2 separate regions of the Mus musculus genome follow, and region 2 is linked to region 1. The links are chromatin loops, found by intact Hi-C in ENCODE. Cell type or tissue: left cerebral cortex. All regions are shown on one strand.

Region 1 (5,000 bases):
CTCGTATAACCTCAGAGCAGAAACATTTCCTGTTTCCTAAGGAGCCCTGCCACCCTCATCTCCTCTCCCAGTTCCTTCTCTTTGGAGATGAACATAGTAATGCAGCCCCCTCGGCTTATCTCCTCGGCTGGGCCAACAGAAGAGGCCCTTTCCTTTGGTAAAGGAATGACTAGTTTGCACTGTGTTCCTTCTTGTCTTCTATGGGGAATAAGAAGGAAACCTCATAAATCAGGGGCCCTGTTGTAATTACTTGAGCCTAACACCATTAGCTTTGGAGTGTGACAAAGAGCAGAGAAGGTGAGCATTTTGAAAAAGCTGTTCCAACTGCAAACCAGCAGTGATAAACCCAGCTTTATCACATTGAAGCTAATCTCTTTAGCTCCTACTCTAAATGGAAAGTTTTGGATGTTTGCTAGTGGCAATATGGCTCCCGTCACTACCTCCCTGTGAGGTCAGCAGCAGATCCTGCCAGGGGGCCTCTAACTGCTGGTGTTCGGTCAGAGCTTAACTCACAGTTGGTGACAGTGCACACTATTTGACATGACTAACAGGAGGAATTATAATTATTATTTTGTTCTCTGTGTTACAGTTTTTAGCAGACATATGTGAGAGATTGTCATCTGCCAGCTGGGGAGATGTCGGGCTTTGGTTGGTTGTTTTTTTTTTTTTTTTTTTAAGGAGGAATATTCATTTACAAAGTGATCGCTTATTTTTGTTCTGAAAGAACGCAGCAGCTTCTTAACAGAAAGCTATTAGAACAGATCGTCCTTTAATAATGTAAAACCTGCTGTGGGGCTGTTAGATTGTGTTTATGGTACAATTCTTGCTAATTAAAATGATTTTGATGATAATGAGGGAGGTTTGAGTAGCATTGTTTACTTGGCTTTTAAAGACTGCCAGGATCCACAGGAAATGAAAGGCAAGGAGAGAGCCAATGTTATGGATTGGAAATAATAATGCATTCAAGTTAGCGTCAGTGCCCACACAGTATATGAGTCCTTGGGTTCAAGAATGCACACGAGTCAGATAATGGGCAGACAGCGCCTTTGAGAGTTGATCATTAGGTTCCTGACTGACTCATCAGCTAAGGACACCTATAAGATTCCTGGCATTTTCTGTTTCAGAAACTTGTCACTCTTTCAAGTGCATAGCTGTCCGTCCCCCTCTGCCCCCTCCCGCACTAGCCTGTGTCCTTCATATCCTAAGTAGCATCAGCTCCAACAACAATACGTTATCATCTCATGTGTCTGAAGCAGGGACTGCATAATGTACCTGCAGCTTGTATATCCAGGTAGTAAACACTGGAGTTTTATAAAACTTGGTAAAATATTTTAGAGAATTTTAGTAAAATTCAGATTTGTAAATAAATAAATAAATAAGTAAGGTTATTTAATTTAATATTTCCAGTAAACCCATTCCATGATAATAAGCAGACATAAAATTCTCTGGTTTGTGTTTTAAACATAAACAAGAAACATTAAAACTTAATACAGCTGCCAGGAGTGCTTTACTCCCAGCATGGGGGGAGCAGGGACCGGGATTTCTGGGAGTTTGAGTAATGAATTCCAGGCCAGCCAGGACTACATACTAAGGCCAGTCTCAAAAACAAAAACAAGCAAAATGAAACAGAAACCCACAGGAGAGAGAGAGATGCTTTTCGGTTGGTTGGTTTGTTGTTGAAACAGGGTCTCTCTGTATAACTCAAGCTGACCAGGAGCTCATTTTATAGACCAGGCTGGCTTCAGACTCAGAGATTTGCCTGCCCCTGACTTCTGCTGGGACTAAAGGCATGTGCAATCCCACCTAGCAAGAAAAACTCCATAATCCTTCCTTTATGTCCTAGAGAGTACTTTCTTTAGAAAAAGGTATACATGAAATTAAAGAAGATGTCCTTGCTGCCAACCAGCATATTAAATATGTAGGTGATTTGTTACATTTTCTTAATATTTTAGTTAAATAGGCTGATTGCCCACTTGACAGCTAAACTAAGAATAATGGAAACTAACAAGAGAACAACTGGGCATAGTGGTAATTCCAGCTCTTAGAATCTGAGGCAGAAGGATCGGGCTGTGGGTTCAAGGCCAGTATGGGCCACATACAAAACCCTGTCTTAGAAGAAAAAGAAAATAGAATGAAAGAAGAAATTTGAATTGTTGATTATAACCCAAGAATTCCCAGCTTGTCCACTAGTTGTCAGATGTTTAACACAGTGTCAGGTTGAAAATCTGTCGCTGTCATTTAGTCTCCTCATTGTATTATTAAAACAATACTCAGGAGGGAAAAGAATGCATGTGTTCTCTTGACTTGGAGGCATGGAACTTCAACAATGTAAAAGGGCGTGTGTGTGTGTGTGTGTGTGTGTGTGTGTGTGTGTGTGTGCCTGAATACTGAGGAAACACGCAGGTCTGTGCTCTTTTTCACAGAACTTCTATAAGACGGAGCTGAACAAGGAGGAGATGTATATCCGCTACATCCACAAACTCTACGATCTGCATCTCAAGGCGCAGAACTTCACAGGTCAGAGTGCTGGGGACTCAGGTGGGGAAGGGAGCTAGGTACTGATGCGTTTGCTATGGTAACTCCTCTTCCTTTCACAGTTAGGGATGAAGACTCTGACACGTCTCTTCTAAAACCTTAATGAATTTTAATTATGTGTATGCTTCTTAGTGCTGTATTTTCTACTTCATCTATGCATGATTGTTTTGAGATTGCCCTTGGCATTATGGAGTACATACCTCATTACAACACGCTTGTAATGGGGGTTTGCTGTCTTAATTTAAACATGGGGTCTTTATAGACACCCTACTCTGTGCTGTACTTGTAGGATATGTGTTAAATATGGGATATCTATTCACTGGAATGGTCATACCGATTTTAAAGAACTTGTAAAAAGAGCTCTGTGTTTACTAAGATACTGGCTACTTTGATGACTCTCCATTTGTGAAGTTCTCTGGTTCCCTACATTTTTATTCGCCCTGAAGAATTTTACTGCTTAAGAGATTGGCTAGTGGTGCTCTCTTCCATTTCTCTCCATGTAAAGATATCTTTATTGCCCTCTGTAGTCGTCAGCTTTCAGTTATTGAAACGGAGTATATATGATAATCAACTGATGAAGAAGAGAGGTTTGTTTTGGTTCAGGAATTTGAAGGTTTTGGTCCATTGTTAGTTGGCTCTGTCACTTCTGGACTTGTAGCAAAGTAGCTTATAATGGTGGGGAAAGTGCCTGGTACAACCTAACTTCTCATGGTATGACTATGACACAAGAGAAAGAAGAAAGGAGCCTCACAGTCACTTCATGCATGACACTGATAACCCAAGCCTTTCCACCAAGCCATCTCTTTTACAGTTTCCAGCCATCTCTCCACATCACTGATGGAAGGACCAAGATGCTGCTTCTAAGATTTTTATTTTATGTGCTTGTATATGTGTGAGTGAATGCTGTACATGTGCAGGAATCCTCCAAAGAAACAGGAGTGTGTTAGATCCTGTGAAGCTAGAATTACAAGTGGTTGTGATCCACCCGACTTGAATCCTGGGAATGGGAGTCAGATCTACTGGAAGAACAAGTATTCTTAACTCCTGAGCTTTCTCTCGAACCCAGGACCAAGCTTTAACACACAGGGCTTTGATGGACATTGCTGAACCCAACCATAGCACACCCTCATCTCTGAAAGCCATGTGTGCTGTAGTTGGAATTTTAAGTGAATGGTTCTTTCATTTTTACACTGCAAAAGTGTTGTTATTATCTCCTGGACTCCCTGCGTGTGGTGAGAAGTATATAATCTTTTAATGACTGATTGTATGGTGTTTTCTGGTTGCTTTTGAGAATTTGTATTTGGTCTTCGGTAGTTTGATGATGACATACATAGACATGGTTTTCTCGAAGCTTAGTGTGTTTGGTATTGCCATGCTCTTCGGATCTAGAAATCTATTCCCTTCATCAAATCTGAAAAGGTTTTCGGCATTATCTTCTCAAAATATATTTTACATACCAATCCTTTCTTCTAGGACTGCCGTGGAATGAGTATTTGGCCTCTGGTCATTGTTCCCTGAGTCCTGAGACTCTGCCATCCCCCCCCCCCACCTCCCAGCCCCCTGCAACTTCACTTCTGACCATGGTTTAGGGCAGTTAGTTAACTTTGCTTTATGTCAAGCCCACAGATGCTTTCGGTCATCTTCACTCAGCTGACTTGAATTGGGTCTCTCTGCTGAAATGTTTATTTTGTTACCATTCCATTCTAAAAATTTCGTGTTGTTGTTTTCTTCTCATAGCTTCAGTTTCTATGCAAAGAATTCACCTTTTCAGTTGTTCAGGAGTGTTCACATTCACTACATGGAGCATGGTTTCAATAGCTGCTTCCTAGTCTAAGATTCCAAGATGTGAGTCATCGTGGGGTTGGCATCTGTTAATTGCTTTTTCCCTTGGATAGTTATTTAGTTCTGTGGTTTCTTGAATGCCAAGTAATTTTAGATTACATCCTGGACCTTTTGAACATTATGTTACTAGATTCAGCATTCTGTCAAAATTGTTATTTTTAATTTTGGCAATCAGTCCAGTTACGTTTAAAGCTCAGGTCCTGTGCCACCATCTAGAGGTTATGATTCTAATGTCTGATTTTTAAGACCTCGGTACTACATTCCAGTTCTCTGCATGTGCACCACCCAAGGCAGGTCTCCAGTTTTTGCTTATGGTCTGCACTACTGTGTTACTTATGTCTCTCTCAAACTCCTTTTTCTCTCTGATTCCCCATTCTTCCCGTGGCCCAGGCACTCCCAGTTCTTAGTGTTCTGGCTGTGAAGCTGAGGTTGGAAGGTGGAGGAAGCCAGAGAGTTTAAGAGCTCTGTGTCACCGGAAGCCCTGCCCCAGCTCTGTAAGAGAAAAGGTCTTCCGGGACCTGTGGTTGATCCCATTTGCAGAAAGTCTGAGACAGGAGACATAAAAAGAAGAAAATAAAATTAGGCAACCAAACACATCATGATCATCTTCAGGGGTGGCTTTT
Region 2 (5,000 bases), 350 kb before region 1:
TCCATCTATATTATGTATATAATATATGACAAATATATTATACATATATATAAATCCACTCTCTGTAATGCTATTGAAAATCAGAGCTACTTTATACATTTACTAACAGGGGACTGGCTAGAGTATGGAATATCTTTCCTATGGAACATGAGTGTATTCACTAACAAATGTAACAAAAAAATTGATATAGAAGTATCTTTGATAAACAATAGGAAGAAGAAAGCTGTAGATCTTTGAGTTTACTAGAATCATCCCTCTTATTTTAAAATGGGGTATACAATGCATATTATAAAGGACTATGTTATAAAATATGCATCACTTTTGTCTTTATAAGTGGAACTGTGTAGTGGATGTTACTATTATTATTATTTTTTTAATCTACAGACCTCTGAATGAAGTGCTTGAAATATTTGTAATGAATTCTAAGTGTAAGGTAATTATTTATGCTTTAGAGGTATTTTCAAGTTTTCAAATAAATTAACCCGTGAGAAAAAGTTATCAGTGAGGAGAAGAAGCCGGGCAGTGGCGGCGCACGCCTTTAATCCTAGCATTTGGGAGGCAGAGGCAGGCGGGTTTCTGAGTTCGAGGCCAGCCTGGTTTAGAGTGAGTTTCAGGTCAGCCAGAGCTACACAGAGAAACTCTGTCTCTAAAAACCAAAACTAACCAACCAACCAACCAAAACCCCCACAAAAACAAAAACCATAAACAACGCCCCCCCCCCCCGCCAAATTATTAAAGCTTCCAACTTTATATCTTAAAATGTGGAATTTTGGTGATCTGGAAAAACATAAGTACGGGATATATGGCAAACCCATTGATAGGAATCTCACTCATGGAAAGTGGGAAGAAATTGCACTTTTATTTCCCTGCTACTGAGATAAAAAGCTGTGAAGGTTAAATGGAAAAAACATCAACAAGGACTGAGAACCCAAATTAACCCCCAAAATTAACACTTAAACAAAATGGGTGGGGAGTGGAGCGCGACCAAAAGAAAAGGTAGTCTATGATGAAAGTTTGACTTTTGGTCTCTACAGTGGAACTGAAGAAAGCAGCAAAGTCAGGTTGATACAAAGTAGCTGTGATGAATTTTAAAACCCTATTTTAAATATTCTGTGAGGGCTGGAGTGAATTTAATTCTCTTTTCTCTTTCTCTTAGAATGTAACATCTCCCAGGCTACAGGGCCAAATGATACCTGAGACACACACATCCTTTCCTTTTGAAGAGGACTACAACCTGCAACCAGCAAATAAGTATTAGAGAGCCGTGACGTGACTAGTCTCCAACTTGGAAACCGGTCCCAAACTACATAAAACACCTTCCCAGAGCCAAATTCAGCAAACCGGGGAGAGCGAGGGCTACAAGTCAGGAAATAGCGGCTAATCACAGCTTTACAGTCACACGTGTGCAACCCAGACCTGACCCACACCCACTTGGCGGCAAGTGCAAAGCACAGAATTCCAAACCGGAAGACAGCAAAGGAGCTTTCTCAGAGGCCGGGAAGGCAGCTCTTCACATTTTCTGCTCCCACCCCAAAACAGCTTCAGCCTGGCAACCTCCGTCTGCCCAACCCATATCTCTGGGTCCCGCCCGCGGCTTTTTCCCTGGCACCAAGGTGGTCTCCCAGCCGACCAGCTTCAAAGGTTTGAGCGGCTGCCAGCTGCACCTCGGGCACAGAAGAAGGAAGACAGATCACCCGCGCCTAAGGGACAGCACACTCACCTTCATGATCTGTGTGTCCGATTCCGCCGCGGACCCCGCGGACCCCAGCCTCCCGGGGGTCCACAGGAAGCCCCTGGACCTCACTAGCAGCCATTACCTGGCACAGTAGAAAGGGGCGGGCCGTAGGCGGGGCGGAGCGGTGATACACCAATAAAAACGCGCCTGGGGTCGCATGCCGCCTCACTGAGGGAGTTCCTACACGCCTATGCTGTGCCGTCACATTTTGGACCAATCGATTGTGGCGAGCCTAACTAGGTGCCCCGCCCCCAACCGCTGTAGTCCCGCCTCCTTCCGGAGCCGGGAGCGTAAGAACTACAACTTCCAGCATGCCGCGAGGCAGTGGGTAGGCAGCGCTGGACGGGCGCTGACGGGCGGGGGTGCGCCCGCGAGTGCCCCGGCGTGTTCGCTTAGTTCAGTGAATCAGAACAATGACTGCGCCGCCGGGTCCCCGGGAGCGCGTCGCAGGGCTGTGAGCAGCCGCGGCCGGCAGAGCGGCGGGCGGCTCCGCCTCGGCGGTGTAGTGTCAGTGCCGGCTCCGGAGCCCCGGGAGCAGACCCTGCCCAGCGCCGCAGCCCGCGCGATCCGCTGTGCTCCAGCGACACAGCTGCTCTTCGGGAGCGGTGCATTGTTGTGAGCCACTGGAGGGGCGCGGGGATTGCACAGCCCGGAGCCCCTCAACGCCCTTCATAGCCATGTGGATACCTACGGAGCACGAGAAATACGGCGTGGGTGAGTGCTCGCGGGCGAACTTTTACCACGCTCTGGTCCTTGCCCCCACGCAGCTCGCTCCGCTCCAGGCTGCAAATGCCAGGTCTTGGCATTGCACAGCGGGTCCCGGGCTTGGCCGCACCGGCCTCCGGCTGAGGGGCGAGCACTGGGGGGCTCGCTCCTCACCGTGCACTCGGCGCTCCTCGAACCCGATCCCAGAACGTCCGGACTGCCGCTCCGGTCTCTGCTGGCTGGCGGAGTTTGGAGCGGCCGCGGGGCGTGTTGCGTGTCAAGTTGGAAGGGGAAGCCAACAGGGTTTCTCTCCCTTCTACCCCTGCTGGCCCACAGCGGCAGAGAGCTGGCAGTGGGCTGCTAAGATTTCCCGGGGTGATGAGGGAGACCAGGAACCGGCTGCTAGAATACTCCCAAACAGTAGGGAGGCGCGAAGTCCCTGCGGCTGGGGTCGGCATTCCCAGAGTGCAGAGTGTAGCCCCTGTGACAGACGGAGTCGGGACGTAGCCTCCTTCCTCCCTCGCCTCCCGGGTGTTTGGGGTGTGTGTTGCGAGCAGGGGGGTTGGTAAATTTCAACATCTGTGCTCCTGCGCTCTTTGGTCCTTGGAGGGGAACCGAGATTTTGGCAGGGTTTTTACTTCTGGCCACCTTCTCTACCAGGGAATGAGCGCAGTGGGGGTCATAGAGGCCGGCTGGAAAGTGACGAGGGAGAGGAGGGTCAGAAAGCCTGGCTCTTAGAGGCTGGCAGGCAGCTTTAGGAGAGGACTACCCTGGCACTGATTTGAGAGAAAAAGGAACAGGATAGCATTCACTGTTCTGTGCAAAGGTGAACAACAAAGACCATTAATGTTGACTGATGAATACAGGAGGCTCCCTTCCCTTCCCTCCTCCCTTGTCGGTAGGATTACAGTTCCCGTTTTTGTTGTTTGATTTCAGCTGGGTACCCCCCTCCCCCTTTGACAGTCACTCCTTTTAGGGTTGAGACTATTAAGAAGCCAGGCTCACTGACAAGCCCGAATTGGCCAAATGCAATTATAACCTCCCAGAAGGTCTAACAGAAAGAAAGCATTATAGATTTTACTGACAATCTTCATTTCCTATAATGCCCCGTTCTGCCGATTGGCGTTCTTGTTTTTATTGTGGACGGACCTAGTAATTTATATGATACAGAGACGTATTTATGCTCTGACTTCATTCTCCTGTAATTAAAAAAAAATCTGTAAAACCTTTCAGGGGAACCCTAATCACTGCAGATTTTACCTCCCCTACTTTGCCTAGGGATCGGACTTTATCTACTGAAGGGACTCTCTGATTCAACAGTCATGTTTTCCATGAGCTTCCTTTCTGGGCTGTGACTGGTTAGCAAGACAATAGTTTGTCGTGTGCCCACCTTTGCGAAAGGTTTCCAGCTTCTCTTGCCAAAGGGCTCTCCCAGAGTGGTGTAGATAGAGGTTGTTTTCCTCTCTGTTCCCTCCTCTTTTTTTTGGGGGGGGGGGGGATCAGATAACCCTTGCAAGGGAAAAGGCATTTCCTTGTCTGAGGGCTGAGGAACCAGAGGGCACCAGTCTTGACACCTGGTGCAGGAATCTCAGATCCACCCCGGCAACACTGTCCACCTTAGAGTCAATCCCAGTGGTTGTGTTCTTGCAAGTGTTAAATGATACAGGTTATGGATGACATTTATTTTTCCAGATTTCCTTCCGTGCCAGGTCACAGCTGGGTGCTGATATCGATTAGTTTTTCTCTCGCCTTTCTTTACAAGCTGTGGGCAGAGGCTTAAAAACCACTCTGGGATTTCCTGGAATGGCAACCGGATATGATCAGTCAAGTGTTTTGAGCTTGCAGCCAACACCAAGGCTTGGGATGCTGAGCCCGGTAGGGAGGTGAGAGGGTGTGCCTGTTTGGGAAAGGGAGGTGGGAGGTGAGATGAGAGGTGAGAGCACAAAGCGAGCTTCTGCCCCCCCCCATCCCCAAATTGTTGCTGAGGTTCTCATTTCTGCAGTATCACATACTCAAGAATGTTAATCATTGTTTATTACTAAGTTTTGAGCATTTGGCTTGCGGAATGCTTGGTTGTTTTTGAGAACCCATCTGTTAGGCGGGTGTGTGATGAAAATTTTGCTAGGATACTTACCCGTGGACTTTCATTTCTCACCATGGTGAGCAGTATTCGGAGCTGCTTAGATTGAAAAGTCTTTAAAAAAAATTCAGATCTGAGTTATGGTTTCCTATTATTACAGAGAATATATGTTATGCTTGGCTCATAGCGGGTATAGAAGTCAATTTCCTTGTTCTTTGCAAAAAATATGTAACTTACAATACACAAAGTTTCAGTATATAGTGTGTGTTTTTGTAATGATGCCTCTTAAGTATGGCCTTTCATACAAATAGATGTATAACATGATTATATATAAAGTAATATAGTGGATAAAATTACTAAAATTTTATCCTTGTAAATTTTGTACTTGAAAGATAGATATATTAATATATACTCAAGTCTGGTACATAGGAATTCTTTTTAATGATGAATTGATGAGTGAGCATAAAACAATCTACACTT

What was found. Peaks named below come from ENCODE experiments on the same cell type or tissue, not always from the same donor. Only the 100,000 strongest peaks of a DNase experiment are listed, where the experiment ranks them.
Region 2: a loop joins it to region 1, with 3.0 times the contacts of the local background. A loop is called at or near these places in 4 of 42 quality-filtered maps.

The regions. Positions count from the first base shown.
Region 1 is chr12:40,797,234-40,802,233 of GRCm38, forward strand. It overlaps Dock4 (dedicator of cytokinesis 4), which reads left to right. Exons shown (of 53, transcript NM_172803.2): 36 at 2,424-2,517. Among named protein-coding and RNA genes, the nearest start is that of Immp2l, 220 kb to the right of the region's middle. In left cerebral cortex, a CTCF peak has its summit at 2,178; a DNase peak (open chromatin) is centred at 4,401.
Region 2 is chr12:40,443,946-40,448,945 of GRCm38, forward strand. It overlaps Zfp277 (zinc finger protein 277), which reads right to left and starts at 1,845. Exons shown (of 12, transcript NM_178845.3): 1 at 1,721-1,845. The coding sequence starts at 1,814. It overlaps Dock4 (dedicator of cytokinesis 4), which reads left to right and starts at 2,108. Exons shown (of 53, transcript NM_172803.2): 1 at 2,108-2,449. The coding sequence starts at 2,413. It overlaps Gm40406 (a long non-coding RNA gene), which reads right to left and starts at 1,714. Exons shown (of 2, transcript XR_872699.3): 1 at 1-1,714. In left cerebral cortex, CTCF peaks have their summits at 2,129 and 2,766; DNase peaks (open chromatin) are centred at 1,526, 1,973, 2,683, 2,893 and 3 more places; H3K4me3 peaks cover 3,912 bases; H3K27ac peaks cover 2,674 bases.